Regions from separate parts of the Homo sapiens genome. Here all the other regions are linked to region 1. A link is an interaction called in ENCODE POLR2A ChIA-PET data of the cell type or tissue named here. Cell type or tissue: PC-9. All regions are shown on one strand.

Region 1 (8,000 bases):
TTATGTGTTACACTAAACAGACAGCCTAATGAATACTTATGGCTACTGATTTATTCTACAATAAATAACAGTAAAAGAATTATTATTACAATGCAATGATAAAAAGACAAAACACCCAATTAAAAAATGGCAAAGGGCCTCACAGACATTTCTCCAAAGAGGAAATACAAATGGCTAACAGGCACATGAAAAAATCCTCAATATAATTTGCCATCTGGGAAATGCAAATCAAAACCATCATGAAATACCACTCCACACTCACTAGGATGGTTAGAAAATAACTTATGTTGGCAAGGATTTAGATAAATTGGAAGCCTCAAATACTGCTGGTGGTACAAAATGTGAAGTGGTGCAGCCACTTCAGAAAACAATCAGGCAGTTCCTCTCAAAGGTTAAATGCAGAGTTACCATATGACCAAGCAATTGCACTTTGAAGCATATACCCGAAAGAAATGAAATATGACCACATAAAAACTTGTACACAGATTTTCATAGCAGCATTATTCATAATAGCCAAGAAGTGGAAACAACTGACGTTTATCAACTGATGAATGCATAAGTAAACTGTGGTATATCCACACAATGGAATATTATTCTGCAATTAACAGGAAGGAAGCATGGAAATGCAACAACATGGATGAATCTTATGTTCAGTGAAAGAAGTCAGTCACAGAGGACACATATATGATTCCATTGCTATGAAAAGCATAGGCAAATCTATAGACAGAAGGTAGATAAGTGACTGACTGGGCCCAGAGGCAAGGGGAGAATTGGAGGTTGACAACAAAGGGAAGCGTGATTTCTTTTCAGGGTAAGAAAATGTCCTAAAATTAACGGTGGTGATAGTTGCACAACTCTGTGAATACGTTAAAAGCCATTGACTCGTACGCTTGAAGTGGGTGAATTGTATAGATTTGAATTATAGCTCAATAAACCTGTTTTAAAAAAGGCCAGAGTCACTAGTTCATTACCTCTGTAGGAATTTTTGGAAGATGCGCCGATAGGCATAGCCAGCTCTTCTCACTCGAATGTTCTCTTTCAGACCCAAATATTCGACTTGATGCTTTACCCTGTGCAAAGGAGAAAATGGGGCCTGGACATTACTGGATAATCCTTTCACTCGTGTTCTTACCAGCCAACCCCCAAGCCCCCAGTTCCAAGCTGTAGGGAAACATATTCAGAAGACTACAATTTATAGTGTTCAAACACTGAGCTGACCTCTCAGATGACATAATGCTAATTTTTAAATATTGAAATACAGCAATTAGGCTGGGCGCAGTGGCTCACACCTGTAATTCCAGCACTTTGGGAGGGTGAGGCGGGTAGATCACCTGAGGTCAGGAGTTCAAGACCAGCCTGGCCAACATGGTGAAACCCTGTCTCTATTAAAAATAAAAAAATTAGCCAGGCATGGTGGCACGCACCTGTAGTCCCAGCTACTCGGGAGGCTGAGGCAGGAAAATCGCTTGAACCAGGGAGGCAGAGGCTGCAGTGAGCTGAGATTGCACCACTGCACTCCAGCCTGCATGACAGAGTGAGACTCCGTCTCAGAAATAAAATAAATATAAATAAATAAATAAATAAAAATACAGCAATTAAATAACAGGGCATTACATATCTATTTCAAAGAATAACAGTAACACAAAGACCCATCTATCACCTAGAGTATGAACAAAAATATTGGTTAATCAGAAGGCTAAAGGAAAGAACTTTTAACTTTTGAATTAAATGATGCTAATGCTGGTTTTGTTATTGAACTTAAATTTTAATATTGATTATGACTTAATGGAACTACACTTCTAGGCTTTTCTAATACAAGTTACAAAAGGGCATTTAAAACTATTAATTTCAAGTGTGTACATTAAAAATGGTCTAAAATATATCTAAATTATAGTTTTAGTTGATTTCTTCTTTCTTACAAGAATTTTTTTTTGATACAGGGTCTCACTTTGTCATCCAGGCTACATTGTAGTGATGTGATAGCTCACTGCAGCCTTGACCTCCCCAGGCTCAGGTGATCCTCCTATTTCAGGCTCCTGCGCAGTTGGGACTACAAGCATGCACCACCACACCTGGCTAATTTTTGTATTTTTTGGAGAGACAGGGTTTCGCCACTTTGCCCAGGCTGGTCTCAAACTCCTGAACTCAATTATCTGCCTGCTTTAGCCTCCCAAAGTTCTGGGATTATAGGCATGAGCCACTGTACTCGGCGTGTTTCTTCCTTTCCTTTCCCTTCACTTTCCCTTCCCTTTTCTTTCTTTCTTTCCCTTTCCCTTTCCTTTCTTTCTTTCGAGACAGAGTCTCGCTTTGTCATCCAGGCTGGAGTGGAGTGGCAAACTTTCTTTCCTTTCTTTTTCTTTTCTTTCTTTCTTTCTTGAGTCAGAGTCTCACTTTGTCATCCAGGCTGGAGTGCAGTGGCAAACTTTCTTTCTTTTCTTTCTTTCTTGAGACAGAGTCTTGCTTTGTCATCTAGGCTGGAGTGCAGTGGCAAAATCTCGGCTCTCTGCAAACTCCGCCTTGTGGGTTCAAGAGATTCTCCTGCCTCAGCATCTCGAATAGCTGGAATTACAGGCATGTGCCACCATGCCTGGGTAATTTTTTGTCTTTTTTCGTAGAGACGGGGTTTCGCCATGTTGGCCAGGCTGGTCTCGAACTCCTGGCCTCAGGTGATCCACCACGCCTGGCCCATCCTGGTTTCTTAACAGTAAAAATCTAGCAATGTCTTTTGAAAAAATGGATGTAAAGAACTATTAGGTTAATATTCTCACACATGAGGATTTTCATACCAGAAGATGCCCCATGCCCCACACCTTGGGGATGCTGATTTAGTAGGCCTGCACCTTGGGGAGGCTATTTTAGTACACCTGCTGGGTCTAAGGTGGAGCACGGACATGTGCCTTGTGAAAACCCACCACTTGCTGGAAAACACAGTGCTCTGGATGCCGACAGATCCTGAAAACTTGCTTCAGATCATCCACTCTGGGAAGATAAATTGGGCCTGGGCTGCGTGCTGCGCGAGCTGGCTGAACCAGACACTTGGAAACATGGTATTTGAGGCAAATTAGACATAAAAAGTAAGGTCTCTCTCTTTCGAAGATGGAATGTCAGGATTGTGCTGCAGTAGGGAGGTAACTCCTCACACTCCCTGTTTGGTACATTTGGGGATATCTGTGCTGATAACGGGGCTAATGCGCTCAGCAAAATGGGCCTTTCAGGAGCTGCTGAGCTGAAAAGACAATCAGAAGCATCCTCATTCCGATGTCACGCAGGTTCCCAACAGCTGTCTTCCCAGTAAGGCTCTCACAAAAACCACCATTTCCAATTAAGTCTCATACTTGCGGATGTCTACTGTGGGCCAGTCACACACAGTGCCTATTGCAACATGCTAGGGTCACCAAAAAAGGACAATGCTATGATTCCTGCTGGAGCCCACACAGGCAGCACAGTGGTTAGGAGCCAGGTTCTGGTGCTGCATTCCTGCTGCGCCACTGGCCCTGCCACGATGCAACTTCTCTGTGCCTCTCAGTTTCCTCTTCTGTAAAAACAGGAATGGTGGCATAAATTCTTTATTTCTAGACGAGTACTTTCTATGGAAAGCACTTAGTTCGTAGCACGAGCATGTAAAGCTGTTATTATCGTCATCCATTCCCAGCTACAATATGTAAACCAGGATAGGAGAATAGAGAAGGAAGTGGATTTTTCACAGCACAGGGATTCTCAGGAGCACTGTGATGTGCCTGGGCCTGGAGGGGCGAGTTGAATCCATGAGGTATACAGGACAAGGCAGAGGGCTGTGAAAGCAAAGGTACAAGAATAGGAAAGGCCAGTGGCAGGGTGCTGTGGGACAGGAGGAGGGGGACAGATGAAGCTCGAAGTGGGGGTGCAACCTTGGCTGATGGGAAGGATGTCACAATGGGAGTGGTGTTTAAGAGTCTCCAGTTTGATGGGTCTTACAGAGCCAAGAGCCAGAAATGTTGATTCCTCTAAGATTATTAACTTTCAGAAAGCCTCTGTGTGCAAAGAGTTAAGCCGGGCATAGTGGCTCACGCTTGTAATCCCAGCACTTTGGGAGGCCGAGGCGGGCAAATCATGAGGTCAGGAGTTCGAGACCAGCCTGGCCAACACAGTGAAACCCCGTCTGTACTAAATATCCACCTTTGCCCATATAAGTCAGACAGACAGAGACAGAGAGAGAGAGAGAGAGAGAGAGAGAGAGAGAGAGAAAGAAATGTCATGTCAATTAAAAAGGTAATTAAATTGAAAAATAATTAATTTTCCTTTCTCTCACCCTCCAAATCTAAAACTCGCCACTGGCCTTTTCTCTAGTGAGAAAAATGCATGAAAAATGCATTTAAAGGTTCTGCTCATTTTAAAGTACTTTTCATAAACACTGGCTTCACGCCAAGCTTTCGAGGCAGGGAATGCATCACCCATTAATTCAAGCAGAAACGTTCCTCTCCCATGAATCACATAGGAAGGAATATTCCTCATGTTAAAACATTGTTTCATTCATTATAACTTCCACCATCAGGAAATTTTCTGGTAGAAATGAGTCTAGCAAGTCCTGTAATGTTTAAAATTTGGGGGTCATCAAAGCGACACAAGTTGATTTTTGCATATTCCTGGAGCACTGTCACCTCCTCAGTAGTCGTTGATCAGACAATGCCCAGTTGTTCCCTAGGCTATGCCAACTCCATCTTGCAGAGGGAGTCTTTTTCCAAGACTGTCCCTGGCCGTTTACTCAAATTGATCAGGGCTAGAGAACTCTGCAAGGCAGCAATTCAGAATGCAGGGCAAGCAACCTTGCCAGAAGCCAAACAAAAACGCATTTGCAACAGGAAAAGAAAAACCCTACACCTCATAAACTTGTGGAATGAGTAACCCTCTTTACCAGGAGCTTCAACTGGGTGTGTAATCCCAGCCAGTGAAGCACACTGCCCTTTCACGGACCCTAACACTCCTGACTCATGGATGGAGTGAAACCATTTGTTACACAATAAACCCAAACCAGGATTAAGGGTGGAATCCCAGAAAGCGGTCTTACTGGAATTATAAATCAACGCTCGACCAACTAATACCTTGAACTTCTTAAAACCAGTTTATTTGAATGCATGTCATAAAATTCTTTGCTGCAATTCAAAGGGGAATCATTTAAAAAAAAAAAAAAGAAAAGAGAAAATACCATCCTCATCCTATGAGGATTTACTGAATAAAATGTACCACTCATTTAATTTCTCCATTTTCTGATATTCCAATGAATTATGTTGGATTTTTACAAGGAAGTAGCATCAGGGTTGGTGAACTTCCAAGCAGCTATTGCAAAATTTCTATTTTAGAGGGGCTTTCAGTAGAACTATCTACGTGGGGTAGAGGAGGGTGTGCTAGGGGGCATTGATCAGACAATGCCCAGTTGTTCCCTAGGCTATGCCAACTCCGTCTTGCAGAGGGAGTCTTTTTCCAAGACTGTCAAAATGCATTTGTAGGGCAAGTGAGATGTTTTCATTTAAGAGTATTTGCTGGGAAGAGCAGGTGGATAGAGTTTGAAATGGGGGAAGGTGGGCTAAGGCCCCCTTTGGCAATACCTCTGCTTCCAAGACTCTCATGGTTTATTTCTAAGGTTGACTAAAGATTTGGTTGGAGTAATCATATTGGGATATTGATTTAATATCACTGTTCTGTTGTGTGTGTGTACATGTGGATGTATGTGTGGGTGGGTGTACAAGTGTGGGTATGTGTGAGAGGTGAGTGTAAAAGTGACAGAGACAGAGGCAGACTGACAGCCACTGTCTGGAAGCCTTCATTCTGTCAGACTGAAGGAGATCCTATTCTAGATGGACCCTCTTAAGAGGAAGGAACTGAGGGCTAAGGAGATGAAGAGTCTCGCTCTAACAACTTAGTGATAGGTCAGCACCGGGACACAGTCTAGTTCTTTGCTCTAGATCAGTGATTCTCAAAGTGCAGTGCCTGGGCCATCATCACCAGCACCACCTGCAAGATTTTTAAGATGCACATTCATGGGCCCCACCTGAGACCCACTGCATCAGAAACTCGGGATGGAGCCCAGCAATCTCAGCTTTAACAAGGCCTCCTGGGGATCCTGAGGCAGGCTCAAGTATGGGAACCAATGTAAGAGAGCAAAACAAGATGTTTTCTGTATGATTGATTGATTGATTGACTTGGGGTCTCACTCTAACAGCTGGGCTGGAGTGCAGTGGCTCAATCATGGCTCTCTGCAGCCTCAAACTCCTGGGTGTAAGCATTTTACATCTTTAGAGGAGAAGAGATGACAATGCTGCTACCCTCTTAGTCTGAAAGGAGAAGCGGAACTATACATTTCAGAAAAGCAGAGGCCAAATTAAGTACCTCCAAGAGAAGGGCTAAGATGGGGAATGCTTATATTTCATGTCCTAGAGAAACTGTTGACGGAACTGAGAGGGATTAACCTGTAGAAGAGAAGATTCAAGAGAAACACGACGGTCACCTCGAACTAACAGAAAAGGTGTCCAGTGGCAAAGTAATGAGAATGATTCTTATCGCAGATTGAAAACCTGGGATTAGGATAAAAGTGACCTAGAGAAGGACTGTACAGCCTCCTAAAGTAAGAATTGACCAAAGAAGAGCTGGTCACCTTAGCAAGTATGAGCTCCTCATCCGGGCCTGAATATCATTAACGGACAATATTGTAGAAGGAATCTGACTACATTAAATTGAAAAATTTCAGAGATTCAATAGAAAAGATGCCTTAAGCGGTCAGGGGTGGTGGCTCACACCTGTAATCCCAGCACTTTGGGAGGCCGAGGCAGTTGGATCACGAAGTCAGGAGTTCAAAACCAGCCTGGTCAAGATGGTGAAACCCCATCTCTACTAAAAATATAGAAGTAGCCAGGCATGATGGTGGGCACCTGTAATCTCAACTACTCAGGAGGCTGAGGCAGGAGAATCACTGGAAACCGGGAGGCAGAGGTTGCAGTGAACCAAGATCATGCCGCTGCACTCCAGCCTGGGTGACAGAGCGAGACTCTTGTCTCCAAAAAAAAAAAAAATCCTTAAGAATATGCATCTATGGATGAGATTATTCAGAACATAGTGGCCTGAAAAGATGGCAGCTCTTACATCCAAGCAGCCTGGCTTCTTCAGAGGAGAGAACAGACTTAGACTGCATGCCGAAGTATTCAATATTAAATAGAACGAACTTTCAGACAGTAAATGTTTGACCTACGTGTTTTTCTTACTATGGATCTGTTTCCTCCTGTAAAGGATCAGGCATCATCTATCTGCCATGGTTTAGGATCTTACTGGCAGGAAGGAAAATGGACACACCTGTCCCTCGCAGGAGATAATCGGCAGCTAGGAATTTTAGTCCTTGTCTTCCTGTGGAAGCTAAACCTGGAGTTCTTCACTCGACACCTAAAAGAGCCTACCTTCTTTTCTCCAAGAGAGAAGACAAGAGGTAGCAATTCTGGTAGGCTCCCATCCTGGGACTGATACTAGGTGACGATGGCTAGGGTCCTCTCTGTAGTTTAAGTCTCTCCCTCCTTCCCATGCTTCTATGGACAGTGGGATCAGGCCTCTGAACAATGTGTGTCTGGGTCTCCCAGCGGGCCACAAAATTCATACCCTCTAGCCACCACCTTAACAGGCTCCTCCTCAATGCCGCCATTTCTTCCTGCCCAGGCCACTTCCCTAAATCCTAGCTGTGGGAGGAACAGTGATGCAGGCTTCACTGGAAGTCAGGGCAGAAAGGGTTTGCTGAATTCTTGTGCTCTGCATTTCCCTTTGACATCTTTCCTCCCAGAGTCGTTCTTCTCATCAATACGGTGCTTAGGGGGAATGCCAGAGCCTCCAGCTTGTCCCCAGTGTCTTCACGAGGCACAGCAAATGCTGGATTGTATTTCCATCAGCTCTTACGCCCTCCACTTTCCACCCCAAGCTAAGCATTCTAGGCCACATCCTGTGGGTCCCGATCAGGGGCTGGGTGGACTAAGAATGTCTACACAGAA
Region 2 (8,000 bases), 86 kb after region 1:
GCTGCAGGGCTTCCTTTCATTTGGCATTTCTGTAGTGGGGTCCCCCATGTGTTCAGCTACGTGACAAGTTCTTATGGCACACTTGGGGAGCTTAAAGTCCTATGAAGACACCTAGATAATGATGGAACAAAGTGACTCATGAGCACTTGGGGAGCTGAGCACTTGGGCAGTTCAAAGTCCCTTGAAGGACACCTAGATAATGATGGAATAAAGTGATTCATGCGTCAATAACAGTCAACATAAACACACACAAAATGGGTGTTCCAGGAGTGGAGGTTAGGCCACTTTGTCCTGGGAGAGGCAGAAGAAATGACTTCCCAGAAAAGGAGCCATTTGAAGTAGGTCTAAGATATTTAGAATTTGCCGGAGGAGACCAGAGGAGGAAGGACATTCATTATAATCTATGCCGGAGGAGACCAGAGGAGGAAGGACATTCATTATAATCTACACTTATCAGCAAAAAAGCTAATAAATATGAAGTAATGGCAAATATTACATGACAATATTGGAAGATCCTCCCTTACCTTCAAATGCTTGCATTCTACTGGGAGTGTCGCCAGTGGGTAAGTGCAGTGGGCACTGCACTGGGTGAGACTCGCCCCTGCCCCCTCCCTGCTCACTGCTCGGGGGACTTCGAATGAAGAAGAGAAAAATTCTAAATAAGGGTATCTAGAAAGGCCAACTGCTCAGACATCAAAACTAGGATGAAAAAAGGGAAAAGGAGGCTTTTTGAGAGGAGAAGATGACAAGAAACAAGATGGAAGCCATTCCAAATTTTATTTTAAAAATTTATTAAATGGTTTACTTTTTTTTCGATGGGAAACACAGATCCTTTGCTAAGAGCAAGTTCTAAGAAGCTCTGGGAAAAGCCATCTTTTAAAATCAGCCAAGAAGGAGCTACCACAGGAAAAGTGTACAGTGTCATGGGCTCCTGCTCTGGAAAGGGATTCTGGAAGGCCTGCCACCCATGCTGTCTTGCAGAAGGAAACTCTCTATATCTGGCATTCTCAGAACCACATACAGCATCAATTCTACAAAATTACCTCAGACCTCACCACTCCTTCTTCCTCTTGTGGCAAAGCAGAAAGAGAAAAAAGCACTGGCCACAGCATGACTCACTAGATTTCCATTGAATGCCCATGGTCTACTTCCAGCCAGATAATTCCCAGTGATTCCTCCTCTCCTCACCTCCCCACCTTTTCCAGCTTTCTGGGCACCCACGGTTACTCTGCACAGAAAACTAGGGTCCCAGAGTAACCAACCTGCAGATTGGTTGGTTGGTTTTTAACCCCCATAGACATCTAAAAATGGAAGCAGAGTTGAATAAAACACAAGGGCTGTTAATAAGTACTTATTCAACTTCTATAAAGGACAAGAAACAGAGAAGCTCTGTGTCATGGTGCGTATGTTTGTATTGATCCGAAGAAACTGCCTTCCTAGCGTAACCCAAGTTTGTCTCAGTATCAAACCCATTGGTCTTTCTCTGTCTCACTGCACAGAGACACATTCCTGACTGCCCCACCTCAGAGGCTGTTTCCTCCTTTTTCTCATGGTAGTTATTTCCTAGCAGAAAAGCACTCACGGTAGAGTTCATTGATTCTCATAGTTCCAAGTATCACTCGATACTGAAGATTCCTAGCCCCAGTCTCTAATGCTCAAAGAGGACTCATTTTCCAGTCTGCTGTCTATATAACAAGGTGACAGTGGTTACAATATGCAAAGGAATTAGTTATTTGATTTGTGGAGGGTGTTCTACTTACTACTGCAAGCAATCCTAGGAGAGAGGGGTTAACATTCCCATGCCATATAGGAGGAAACTGAGATCTCCCGACTAGTAAGTAGCAAAAGCCAAGATGTGAACCGAAGATTCGATGACTATGGACGCATCCAAACGTGGTTTCTTCACAGTCTCATACATGAATGACTGACTTATTGGATATTTCTACCCGTTAAGTTTAACATGACAATGGAATGACAGACTGTCTCCAAAACCAAATGTATCATTAAAAAGACATACAATTTTTATTCATGACCACCTCCTCTTAGCATTAGAGACTAAAACACCAAAGTTATTTTTGATTTGATACGTTTTTTATATCCAATAGGTCACATATCAGTTTCTGTATCTCTCTCTCCCTCTCCCTCTCTCTCTTCCGCCCTCCCTCCCTGTCTCCCTTCCCTGTCTCTCCCTCCCTCTGCCAGGCAATTATAGTTACATATGTGAACTCATTCAACCTTCACAACCATCCCCCCATACTATGTATTACTATCTCTATTTTACTGCTGAAAAAACTGTAAACTGCCCAAGGTTTTCTAATGGTAACTTCTGTCTTTAGTGACCACTCCTCACTATGCATTTATTCTCCCCACTCCCCTAAAAACCCACCCAGATGAGGCAAAGGGAGAGAGTAAAGAACCTGGAGGTGGGAGCAACTCAGAGCCTTTGGGAGAACCTGACCTGCCCAGATCGTCAAGGACAAGGTGGATCAATGAAAGCTGGGAAGCTTTAGCAGAGGGTGATATGGTTATCAGCAAAGCTGGAAACCAAACATGGATGTGCAGACCCTCAGCCCAGCCAGGGAAGCTGAAAAGTTCCCCACAGTGAAACAAAAACCATTTTCTGTTGCTGGGTAGGGGACAACAGAATTTGCTACTAGTGTGACTTGTCCAGAGGCACACAGCCTCTGCACACAGCCGCTGAATGCCAGGAGTTACATGGGCGGTGTGGTGGGGCATTGTTACCACGCACTATCCTACGCTCTAGGGAGCAGAGGCTGAAAGTTGTTCTAAGACACAAACTACCGCCCTAGAATTGTGAGAATATGCAATAGGGCTCTGGGGCAACTAACCCTTCGCACCCGTTTTGCCCCTCATTTCTTCCTCTACCCCTGCTGAGAGGCAGGGGCAGGTTTGGCTGCCATGTGTGCTGGGAGAGGGGCAGCAGAGATGGTTCCTCATCAGTGTGAGGGCAGCCATTCTCTTCAGAGGGCAAAGGCATTGTTTATTGGGCTACTACTTCATGACTCTCAGGCGAGCTTCATTTTTGAGTAATTCCCTTTTGCTCCCCCCACTAAAAATGGTACCATTTTAAACAGGTGGATACTCAGCAAGGTATTGCATTTTACAGCAGCTCCTGGTGAGCGCAGCACACTGTACAAAGGGAGGAGGGCAGTGGCGGGCGTGCCAGCTACGACATGAACGTAATAATAACAATAATGAAAAGTTACTCTTATCCCTGACACTTCCTACAAATTATGACGGAGAAATTTCCATTAGATAGAGATTGAGTGCAGACACTCTCAGATCCACATTCCGTTTCTAAGGATGACGTAGTTTATTAAAAAGCAGTTGATTCATGTGCAAGTTCTGGAAAGTAGGGTACGCCCCTATCCACATAATAGCCTGGTTTGTTGCTAACATTTAAGAGGTGGAACCCAAACACCAGAGTCCCTCACACACAGGAAGAACTCGGCCTTGAGGCTGGGAACCTCAGATGGGTGATTCCCTGACTGATTTTTTCAAAGGTGGAACCTCACTGACTGGTGTCTGTTTACCAGGGTGGGGACCAGGAAGAGCAAAGGTGAGTCAGCATACACAGGAAGGATTATTCTCTCCTGAAAGTCCACCTTCATTGCCCAGGAGACAGCCCCAGGGTAGGCCTGGCCCCACGCGGCAGCGGTTCTGCAAACACTTCATTAGTGTCCCAGGGAGCACTGTTCTTTGATGCATCTGGGAGAAAGGAGGAGTTACCCATATACTTGGTAACCACTATCTTCAAATGCCTTCAAATGCCCAGAAAAGGGAGACAATTAAGTGTGTTGTGTAAATACAACAAGGTCCCCCACCCCGTACAGGGCAGTGGGGAGGAGGTGACCATCAATACTCTTACAAACTTCTACAAAGAGTAAACTGCACAGTATTTTTAGGTAGCAATTTAGAAATCGGTATTGAAATTTTAGACACACAGACCAATATATAAACATAGTTAACTAAATAAAAATCAAAGTCTGGGCCAGGCGCGGTGGCTCATACCTGTAATTCCAGAACTTTGGGAGGCCAAGGTGGGCGGATCACAAGCTCAAGAGATCAAGACCATCCCAGCCAACATAGTGAAACCCTGTTTCTACTAAAAATACAAAATTTAGCTGGGCATGGTGGCATGAGCTTGTAGTCCCGGCTACTCGGGAGGCTGAGGCAGGAGAATTGCTTGAACCCAGGAGGCGGAGGTTGCAGTGAGCTGAGATCGGGCCACTGCACTCCAGCCTGGCAACAGAGCAAGACTCCATCCCCCCACAAAAAAAAAAAAAAAAAAAAAAAAACATCAAAGCCTCATCCTCTTTGAGCCAGCAACTGTATTTTTTAGGAAACTACCTCAAGATACACCTGCAAAAGATACATGTGCAAGGTTGTTCACTGTAGCAAAGTTTGTAATAGGGAAACAGAAGCATCATTAAGGGACTGATTAGAATACAGAATGCTCTGCAAAGGAGTACTTTGCAGTCATTAAAGGAACTTGCATGTCCTGATATGGAAAGAGCTTGAAGATACTGTTTCATTGAAAGAGTAGTCAATATGTGGAATACATATGGAATTACTGAATTTGTGTAATTTTTTTAAAACGGCATGTTTGCTATAATTGTTTTGTTGGTACTTTTGGGGAGAAGACCTGGAGTTTTAGGAGAAATGTAACCTTTATTTTCCATTTTAGACCTTTCTGTACAGTTTACATTTTTTAATCATATGCATGTGTTAGTAAAATCTTAAAATAAATAGAAACATCAATATAATTGAGCATTTTCTGGGTTGCTGTTGGGCACTGACCAGGCTCTCAAAGTCAAAAGCCAGGACTGTCCTAAGACTGGATTCTATGCTAAGTCCAGGTTTGAAAGGTGATTGGAAGACGCTGTGTGGACAGTAAGATAGTATCATGTCTGAGCCATTTAGTTGGCCCATGAGCACAACAGGACAGCAGATTTGATTTCAGAAAACCTGGGACTAGAATGCCCCCAGTGTTATAAGTAGATCACCCTGAGAAGCAGATAAACCATATTCTTACGGTGAACAATGGACAATGGGTAACACTCTGGCCTGCAGTCAAACTGAGCTTGTTTTGTAATGGGATTTTTCTGTCTCCGTGAGTAATAACAGGAAAGGGACTACCTATTTTAATTTTAAGACATTCTGGAATTCCACCTTTTACATTTCTGCCATTTTACTGGACTGAAACATTTACTTCCACTGCAAATGATGAAAAATCAACCAAAAATATTTGTCTGTCTGCTACATACAAGGCACTGGGCTTGCAAACTGGTCTACAAACCAGCATTGGGCTTGCACTTTATTTCAACTTTATGAAATTTAAACCCCTAATATTTTGGTGATGGGAAGATGTGTCTCTGAAGCAAGTATGTGTGTGCTGGACTTCAGTGCACAGAGTACAATATGAGGAAAAAGTGTTCCTGAAACAGTGCATGGGGGACAGGGTAGTCAGTAGCCAACAACCCACTCTCAACCCCTTACACTCCTAGATAATTGGAACATTTACTGAAACCAGAAATACGTGCCAATGCTTTTTACATAATTATCTCATTTAATTCTCACAACACTTGCAAGACACAAGTATTATAATTTCTGCACTATTTTACAAATGGAGAAACTGAAGCTTGGGGTCATAATGTACCATGTTGCCTCTGCTTGGAGTGGGTGGAAAAGTGCACTGAGGGGGTGGCACGTGAGGCTCGGGGAAGGGAATACTCAATGAATATGGAGTATGTGCTTATTCATAAAGTTTCATCCATTTAAATATATGTGACCATACCACAGATTCATTATTTGTGTAGCATTTTCACATACACGTGGTCTCCTTTCATCCCTGAGACCTGACACAGGGATTTCTGACTTCCTTTTCTCTGCTCTTTCTGCGATACCAAAGCTCACTTCCAATATCATCGTTAAGTCCAAGTGTAGACACAGGCTCCAGGTCTACTGTGGGTCCAGTGATCTCTTAGTCAGTGGTGCCTGGAATCAACCTTCCTAGAAGAGCTGGCCCCCGGTGGAGAAGTGTTCCACCACTAGAGCAAACATATAATGTATCATTCAGCCCGGGACACTTTTGATGCAGAAGAGAGTGTTGTTAATGATAAAGCTGGAGGAAGGCACATAAACTGGGACTGTCTCAGGCTGCTAGGTTGCATCTGTGACCAACTTGATCTCAAAAAAGCCAAGGACAACTCTCAAAGACTAGCCCTCCCAGCCAAGACCCTGTGCCACTTAGCCATAGGGTGTCACACAAATCAGTCAACCTCTTGGAGCCTGTCCCCTCCTCAGCAAAAAGGGGTTCATAACACTACACTCCCCCCTGGGCCACTGGGAAGATCAAATAAGACTGACCATCAAACCACCCCCAATCCTTTTAGGGGTAGAGCTGGTTTTACATGATGACATGATCCAGTGCATGGAAGGTGCACACCAAGCCAGCAACATTGGCTGAGTGGGTTAGAAGGGGGAGGGAAAAAAAGGTTTGTTGAAAATAACAAGGGATGGTAAGGAGCCCCAATTTTGTTTTGATTGAACGTATGATAGTATTTATATGCACTATCTCTGTACAAAAATACAGTTGTTAAAATGTTGTGGTTGTTTATCTCAGTGTACTTTCTGCACTGTTTTATTTTTCTGAGTATGTATATATAAAATATACACACACAGAGCTGTTTTCATTGTGAAAAAAGTTAGATCAAATAAGATAATGGATGTGAAAGTCTTGCTAAGCAGAATGAAATATATAAATGTCTGACACTGTTTTCCATATTTTTTATTATTTCATGTCAACTCAGTCTCCAATTCTTTTTGTTTATTCCAGCTTGCAGATATAGCAAACTTTTTTTAACAATAGGCTCCCAGAAAGAAGAGACACGACAGCTTTCTTTTACTTTCTCTGCCTGAAATGTCAATCTCAAAAGGATCATTTTCTATATCAATGAACAGTTCAAAGATAAGATGTTGTAAATGAACAGTTAATGTATTCCATCAACTCTAAGATGCATTCTTTTTCACATTTTCACATTTTGAAATTAGGATGTCTTATAATCAACTGGACGCAGCAGCTCATGCCTGTAATCCCAGCACTTTGGGAAGCCAAGGTGGGCAGATCACTTGAGGTCAGGAGTTCAAGACCAGCCTGGTCAACATTGTGAAACCCCGTCCCTGCTAAAAATACAAAATTAGCCTCGTGGTGGTGCACTCCTGTAATCCCAGCTACTCCAGAGGCTGAGTCAGGAGAATTGCTTAAACCTGGGAGGCAGAGGTTGCAGTGAGCTGAGATCGCGCCATTGCACTCCAGCCTGGGCAACAAGAGCGAAAGTCCATCTCAAAAAAAAAAAAAAAAGGATGTCTTATAATCAATGATGTGTTATAGCTTAACTGGCAGTTTTTTTTTATTTTTCAATACTGTAAATAAAATAATGATGCTCCTTTTATAACCAGTAGCATCTTAGGTGTGATATATTCTGGCGCATGACATTTACTAAGGGCCAGGTACTCTTCAAATATCACTGTTTAATATCATCACAGATGAAAAAATATTATAAAAATTTTGATTACTCTGGAAGCATTGTACCAAATACTAATCTCACGTCAGGAACTGTGTAGTGGCTTTACTGGTGAGGCTGATGATCACCCAGTTTTAGAGGCTTTGTTGCAGAAATTTTTGTAGCTGCCACCCCCTCCCCCATCCTCACCTCCAACCCACTAGAGGATGAGGACAAGGGTCCTGGATGACAAGCTGCCCAAGAGAAGCCACCCATCACCAGACCACAGCTCGCAAAGCAAGGTCTTTACGTAATTTCCTCTTCGCTTTGTAAAGACATGTTCAAGTTTGTATCTCTTTCAGCCTACAGGTTCTTTCAATATTAACACCATTTGAAGCAGAAAGGTGTCCCACCCTCCATGCGATATGTCTGCCCTGGGATTACTATGATGTCTGACTTTCCCCATGACTTTTC
Region 3 (8,000 bases), 99 kb after region 1:
TAACTGAACAATTTCTTGTGACATAATATGAACTATCACCCTGTACCATGGAACAAAGAAACTCTAATTTAAATGCTATTCTGAGAAAAAGAACAGTATGCAAAGAGTTATCAGCAGGCTGTGGCAGAGTTGATATCAACCTGCCAAAAAGTCAGGACTTCCTATCCTTGGAAGAATCTCTCCTATACTGCTTGCAAAATACGCATTATTTATAAGTCATGCAAAATGCTGGAGGTATGCTGACATGAGTTAACCAACTACTCACATGTTATGGTTTTCTCAGATTGCCCTATTTTTCTGAAAAATGTTTGGGGCATATCTGAATAAGAACTCAATTTTTAAAAGTTTTATAAGGTTGATGAAATTATTTTCTCATCTCTGTCTTTTAAAAGCCAACGTGGAAACTCCACAAGAGTATAAAGAGTTGGATTTTAAGGAGCGGTGACACAGGTAAGGTGTTGGTGTGTCATCTCTCACTTAGGGGTACTGTGTCTGGACGTGCTAAGCGGGGGAAGGGTCTGGATGTGATCAGGGGTGTCTTGATGTGGGCACAGCCTTTGTTGTGGGTTTGCTATAGGGATACGGAGTCCAGGGAAACAAGCCAAGCTCAGGGGCAAGGAGCATTCCCTGAACAACCACTAGCCAACGCTGAACCAAATGCAGAAGTGAGGAATGCCTGTTTCTGGCATGGTTACTTCTGGACCCTTGGCTTGCCTGATCTGCTCTGATCTATGGCACAGTGGCACCATGTCCCTCTTGGGGCAAAATGTAACCATAAGGGCATTGGTCTAGGGGCCTTTAGGGTATCAATGACACATGTTTACAAACAGAGATCTCAGACCACAGCTGGTTGATGGGTGGCAGAGATGAGAGTCCCGTGGGCACATCTCAGGGAGAAGCCACAAGAGCAGCCACTAATCCACATGGCAGATCAGTGTCGCCAAGGGTCCTGCAGGCTCAGGGCCGCTCAATGTGTGATCACAAACAAGTTCATCCTCTCACTCCCTTCCACCACCTGACAGAGGATGCAGGGCTATCTTGCTGTTTCTTCTGATCCATACCTTGGACTTTAGGAGTGGGCTTGGGGAACTTAGAAGGGGTGGGGAAAATTAAGAACAAGCTTGATAATTCAACTAAAAGCCCTAGGATAGACATGAAGGGAGGCACTGTCTTCTAATGGGCCTGCTAGGGGCTTGTCTCTCGGAACCCACACCCAAATCGCAAGCCCAGTTTGCAGAAGGCAAGCACTGCAGCATGCAGAGACGGGAGCCTTATCTTCTATTGATGTGTCCTTCCCGACAGACTTTCTGAGGGCTACCTGCAGTTGCTGCCACCTCCCCAGCCCCAAGTTCAATCAGCAAGCTCTAGAATGAATTTGCAATAAAAACCAATTTGGAAGATCAGCACGGCTTCACTGATCTTACCAGGACCCTCACTGTTGTATGCTTCTAGGGTGGCCACAAATAGGTAGATTCTGCCTTCCTTTGATCAGCTTAGATCTTTATTAAAGGTTCAACAGCAAGCCAATAGAGCAGGTCCTCGGATGACGCCATTTTGTGATAAAGATAATGAGGAAGAAAAATGGATTCCTGGTCCAGCCAGTGAGGAGTCTGCATGTTTTTCCCATGTCTGTGAGGGTTTCCTCCCACATGCCAAAGACATGCACATTGAGTACATTGGGGTGTTGACATGGTCTCAGTCTGAGTGAATGTGGGGGATTGTGTGAGCACCCTAAGATAGGATGGCCTCCTGTCCAGGCCTGGTTCCTGCCATGCTCCCTGAGCTGCCGGGATAGACTCTGGCCACCTGCAACCCTCAACTAGAAGGAGTGGATCAGAAAATGCGTGAATGAATGATTATAAGTTATTGTCAAATGAAAACTTTTAAAGTAGATGATAGTCATACAAATACATGACAATCAACAATGTGCAGCGAAGGCGCTCAGCGAGCCTGCCATGTTCCTGATGGGTTTTGAACTGCGTGGTGCACAGAGGCACTCCTTACAGTTCTCACTTTGCAAACAATTATTCCTTAACTCAAACCCCACTACTACTACCACTGTCACTCACCGACTCACCAAATATTGGGCAAATAATTCTATTACTTTTTTTAAATTAATCTTTCTTTTCTTTTCTTTTTTGAGACAGGGTCTCACTCTGTCACCCAGGCTAGAGTGCAGTGGTGTGATCACAGCTCACTGCAGCCTGGGCCTCCTGGGCTCAAGTGATTCTTCTGCCTCGGCCTACCGAGTAGCTGGGACTACAGGTGTGTGCCACCATGTCTGGCTAATTTCTTTAGTTTTTGTAGGGATGGGGGTCTCACTATGTTGCCCAGGATGGTCTCGAACTCCTGGGTTCAAGCGATCTTCCTGCCTTGGCCTCCCAAAGTGTTGGGATTACAGGTGTGAGCTGTCATACCCAGCCCCGTTCAGTGCTTTTGAGTACATTAAAAGAGATAACGCACAGAGATTTCATATTACCCAAGCTCACAGTACCAGATGAGTAAAGTTTTGCATTGGTTATTAATAAGTGAACTGGGATACTACTAGCCACTAATATAGCTCTGATTGGATGTATGATATTTCAAGAAAGAGACTGGGTACTGTCATCTCATCTGGCTAATAAGATAATAGGAGGGACAGGATTCAAATAAAAAATATAGAACTTTTAAAGTTTCATGATGCTCAAGTGATGTATAACTGGACACTATAAATGTGAGTCAATTTGAATATGGGATTCTGAGAATAGGGATCCGCCACAGAAAAGAAGACGACAGACAGTAGCTGCAGAGAAGATACATAGGGAGTTCAGCAGGCTAACCAAAATGGAAGCCAGTGACAAAGACCATTTGAGCAACAGACTGATGCCTTGTAGGCAAAAAATTAAGGTGTTTAAACAAACAACAAAGTGGCAGGGATAAGGAAGGGGCAGAATACTTACATATTTACATTCAGAACCCTAAAATATTGTAGCTGGAAGGGGCCTGGCCTATCGATTAAGCAGTGCAAAACTTTTACTTTACAGATGAGGGACCTGAGGGCCAGAGAGGTGAAAGGATGTGTCCACGGGGCCATCCTGGACTGGAACCAGGACTAGAACTCGGGTCCTCTGACTCCCAGCCCAGCACTGTGCAGCTCTCTGCTTCCAGTCCCTCCTGAGCAAATCTGTACCAAAAGTTTTTTGTTTCTGGGAAGAAAAATAAGGCACTATTTTGGATGCTTACCATAAAATAATCAGCTGAATCCAGGCATTTATATAATTTGAATTTCTCAAATAATAAGTAATACCATTTGTGAGCCCTGACCCTCTGGCAATCAAACTGCATGAGGAGACTGGGGTCCATCCAAATATTATATATGGGAGCAGCTCAATTTCATCTTAGTTTTTAATGTAAAGATAAATACAAATTAGGTTTTAATATTTTCTTTCCAGTGAGTTTCCTTGCACATAAAAGTGCATAGACCCCACTTTGGAGATCTCTTTCCCAGAACCCCTTGTCATCCACCCAAGACACAGGTGTCTGCTTATGGGAAGAAAGTAAGAGTTAAGGCATTGGCTTGAAATCTAGAAACAAGACAGACAGAAAGGAAAAAGGCAATCTCCAGAAGATGAGGGGCAATGCCAGCAGAAATTAGAAAGCTGTCATCTAGTTAGAGATCTCTGGCTGTAGCATTTCAAGGTGTTCCTTCTGCCAGTAACTCTCTCCTGCCAGAATCACTAAAACTGAAAGCAAAACACAAACTGACCATGTCTGATGTGATTATGGACATGGTTGGGTCACACCAGTTTAAAACTCACAACTCCCTAGAAAATCCAAGGAAATTTTTGCATTTCCTTCTCCAAGAATACTTACTTCTCATTGTATCTGTGAAATATAATATGGCATCAAAAGGGCAACCCACATCAAGAAGTGTGCCCCACAATGTTTGGGGATCGGGGAACGGGCATCACTTTTCTTGAGCACCAACCATGTTCCCAATGCTACGTTAGGTGCTTTGCGTACATTGTTTCATTTGGTTTCAAAAGAATTCTAGAAACAGGGAGGTACTGTGATCCCCATTTAACAGATGAAAAACTTGGTGACAGAGTGTGTGTGTCCATGGAATCCAGATTTGTACTGGTTTGGTGGCTTTAGAAACCTGGCAGCTTCTATTAAGGCTACGGTAGAAGACAGAAGAAATGGATTCCCCACTCGGTGAAAATATCTCACGGGAGATGTCCTCTGAGAGCCAGGTTTCATATGCAACCCTTGAAGCTGCCTTTAGATCCCACAGTGGTAAACTGGATGAAGTGTTACCTTGGCTACGGAACAGAGCTACCCTTTCTAAACAGAGGGACATTTTGGGTACCTTGAATGACTGACTCTTAGAAAGATCACGGGCACAGGAGATGCCTCAGCAAAGCTGAGATCAGAGCTTTGGAGCCACCCTGCGACATCTTTGGGCCTCTGCCTTGTCTCCTTGAAAGCATGCCTCGTAGCCAGCTTCAAAGTCAGACTCCCCATGCCTGGTGTTCAGTAACAGCGGGCTTCTCATTCAAAAATTTTGCAGAGGTAATAGACTGTGACTTTCTTTTGTGACAACGGTGCCTCAGCACAATCAGACAACTTGAATATGTTTAAAATAACCTTGCAGAAATCCTCAGAAAAAGTAGGCAAGATAGACATCAATTGCCAAAACAGTCCCAGCTAGGGATCCACTGGAGGAATTTTTAACATAGTTTCCAAAGTCAAACAGCATGCCACTCTCAACCCTGCAAAGTCAGAGCTGGTAGTAAATGCTGGGTTCCCTTGCTGTACTGACAGGAATGAGAGTCAAAGGTGCTGAGATAAACACACAAATTATCTCAAAGCAGTAATAGTAAAAATCATTTTATGCAAGGAATGGAGACCAACTGATACCCACTCTCCGCATTAGGTAGAAAAGAGTGTGCTCACACAATTAAAGTACAAGACGGCATGCTCGATTTGGGGCAGGACAGTGAATAGAAAACAGAAGTCAACATCACCACCTCAAACAGAGCGTTGTGCTCACAAACTGCCAGCAAGACCACAAGCATATCTGCAAAAACATTTGCATGGTTTCTGGTTGCAAAAATGCTGAAAGGATTTGTACGATACTCTGTTCCCAAGTGCACAAAAGTCTCTTTCTACCTGAGCCCAGCGACCCAAAATATGAAGAAAAGCAGCACCAGTACTCCTGATATTCTTTGCTGGTCTGTGACCCCTTCCTTTCCTTGGAGTTGGACCAAAAACACAGTATTACCTCCTAATCAAATAACCAACACCCAAAGATACCTGGGTGTGACTACATGTCAATTCAAGTTCACCGGAGTTAAAAGGAAAAGGTTTCACCGATTGTTTGTTGGTGTTTGTTGGAGGCTGGTGTGTTTAAGATACAGAAGTAGCTGCTAGCTTTGCACTAAAACAAACAAACAAAAGCACATTTCAATTATTTTTTATTTATTTTTTAAATTTAGTGCAGCAAAAAGAGAACAAAGGTGGCCAGGCGTGGTGGCTCACACCTGTAATCCCAGCACTTTGGGAGGTCAAGGCGTGCGGATCACCTGAGATCAGGAGTTTGAGATTAGCCTGGCCAACATGGTGAAATCCCGTCTCTACTAAAAATACTAAAAAAAAAAAAAAAAAAAAAAAAAAAAAAGAGAGAGAGAGAGAGAAAACAAAGATTAACAAAAAGAGAAATAGCTTGAGATGCCGAGGAAGATAAAAAGCAAATGATTTAAATTAAACATGAGGGAAACATTAAAGAAGGGAAGGAAATAAAACAACCCTAGGGATCTAAATAGACAACAAAGAAAAGTTGTTTGATCACAGGGCAAGCAGTATGAATAAATCAAATACCATAAATGCTCTAAAGGAAAAAAAAATTTTAAAAAGTTTCCTTCCAACTCTCATTCTAAGGAAACCACAGCTCTTTTGCTTAGTATAACTATAGTTCACATGCTAAATAGCTAAATTCAGCTTTTTAAAATCTACCCAACACTCTCTAGATTTAAAAATGTAAGTAAACCGTTCAGATCCTATTGTTAAGTAAATTTTGTTTGGTGAGTGGATTTGTTTTGAGTGGCTGTGGATAAAGGCAAGGGGTGATTTTATTTTACTGGTCATTTAAAGATTACATTCTTTTTAAAGAAAAAAATCTATGATAGTTTTACAGGATTTCAAGGCAAATTCATCAGTTTTGTTTCAAACACACCCAATGGGTGTTTCCCTTGTCTCCAAATGAAAAGCCTTAATCCACCTTTTCCTACATGTGTTTCTACAGCATCTTCTGGCTGTGAGTTTGTACACCACTACAGAATTATTATTACTATTTCAACTCCCATGAAATGTACTACGACTGGCAGGCATATGAGTTCTGAAATTTAAAGTGCGTTACTAGAGAAACTAAAACTCATGTTGGCCGCAAGGATGGACAACAATACGAAATGCTACAGATGGCAATGGGAGGCCTAAAACAATGTGCAGTTCCTTTCTATTCTGGTTTGCCCCATTGTGTTCTGAATAGACTGAATCACTGCCCAGCTTCAGGGCCAGCCTCTGAAAGGCCCCATTGTAAGGGCTATGCTTTCCAGAGCAGAGTTAAGGTTGCTGTAGTAACCTTCACTATGAATTTCCTGACCAGTGTGATGAAAATCTCAACTGAACTGCGACAGTACTACAGCTACAAACAAGACCGCGAAATGAGCGTGGGTCTACCCATTTAGGGGGTCTTTCTTATCTGAACATAGCCCACTATCTACTACTTCAGGCATCCACATTGCCAAAGAAGGGACTAAATTTCTACAAGCCAGAGCTTGAGAGGTGACCTTGTTGTATAAAGTCTCAGGGGGATCTATCCCATAGGATTTGAGGTGGCAGGCAAATGGGAGTTTGTAGACAAAGGGGAGGCCTCGGCTCATAAACTGTTTAAGCTGTCCTGTGTGCTGGGCTGGGGAAGCCACTTTTCTGGAGTTGCACAGGGAGGCATGGGGGTACCATTGGTCCAAACACCACAGGTAAGGAATAAGTCTGCACTGAGTGGGAGAAAACAGTTTAGAATTCAGCAAGGCACCCTTTTTATTCTGCTAGGAAAAGAAGGGCAACGGACAATCACCCCCATCTACCAGATGGAAGGCACACTGGCTTAGAATGAAACCCCCTCCCAGTTAAGTTTATTGAGGGTTCCCTATCTGCCAAGCAACATTCTAAGCACTTTACTTATACTAACTCATTCAATTGTCCCAACAGTCCATAATGCTGGCATGATTATTAACTTGAGGTCAGGAGTTTGAGACCAGCCTGGCCAACATGGTGAAACCCCATCTCTACTAAAAATACAAAAATTAGCCAGGCGTGGTGGCAGGCACCTGTAATCCCAGCTACTTGGGAGACCAAGGCAGGAGAATCGCTTGAACCTGGGAGGTGGAGGTTGCAGTGAGCCAAGATCACACCACTGCACTCCAGCCTGGGTGACAGAGTGAGACTCCCTCTAAAAAAAAAAACAAAATAAAATAAATAATTTTTGTGAAATTAAAAAATATGTATAAAGCTAATGAAATTCAGCTGAATCTAAAATATTAAGCCCCTAACATATGTACAGTGTTGTTTTAGGCATCACAGTGAATTCAGAAAAGGTAAATGAAGCCCTCAAAAGTTTTTTCATCTGATGTAGCAAAAACAAAACAAAACAAAAAACCCTGATATATGGGCCAGCTGTGGTGGCTCACGCCTGTAATCCCAGCACTTTGAGAGGTTGAAGTGGGTGGATCACTTGAGCCTAGGAGTTTGAGACTAGCCTGGGAAACATGGTGAAACCCTGTCTCTACTAAAAATGCAAAAGTTAGCCAGGCATGGTGGCGCATGCCTGTGGTCCCTGCTACTTGGGAAGCTGAGGTGGAGAAATGCTTGAGCCTGAGAAGTCAAAGCTGCAGTGAGCCATGATTGTACCACTGCATTCCAGCCTGGGCAACAGAGCAAGACCCTGTCTCAAACAAAACAAA

Evidence for each region. Peaks named below come from ENCODE experiments on the same cell type or tissue, not always from the same donor. Only the 100,000 strongest peaks of a DNase experiment are listed, where the experiment ranks them.
Region 2: POLR2A ChIA-PET joins it to region 1 with 23 read pairs; 3 of 35 experiments call an interaction of 5 or more read pairs at or near these places.
Region 3: POLR2A ChIA-PET joins it to region 1 with 12 read pairs; 2 of 35 experiments call an interaction of 5 or more read pairs at or near these places.

Annotation. Positions count from the first base shown.
Region 1 is chr15:59,187,147-59,195,146 of GRCh38, forward strand. MYO1E (myosin IE) reads right to left here. Exons shown (of 28, transcript NM_004998.4): 18 at 972-1,070. Among named protein-coding and RNA genes, the nearest start is that of LDHAL6B, 16 kb to the right of the region's middle. In PC-9, no CTCF peak of the experiment used is centred here; DNase peaks (open chromatin) are centred at 4,435 and 4,955; H3K4me3 peaks cover 1,118 bases; H3K27ac peaks cover 3,561 bases.
Region 2 is chr15:59,273,255-59,281,254 of GRCh38, forward strand. The region is part of intron 1 of MYO1E (myosin IE); the gene reads right to left. Among named protein-coding and RNA genes, the nearest start is that of LDHAL6B, 70 kb to the left of the region's middle. In PC-9, no CTCF peak of the experiment used is centred here; DNase peaks (open chromatin) are centred at 1,087, 1,463 and 3,507; H3K4me3 peaks cover 510 bases; H3K27ac peaks cover 7,874 bases.
Region 3 is chr15:59,286,054-59,294,053 of GRCh38, forward strand. The region is part of intron 1 of MYO1E (myosin IE); the gene reads right to left. Among named protein-coding and RNA genes, the nearest start is that of MYO1E, 83 kb to the right of the region's middle. In PC-9, no CTCF peak of the experiment used is centred here; no DNase peak of the experiment used is centred here; H3K27ac peaks cover 6,953 bases.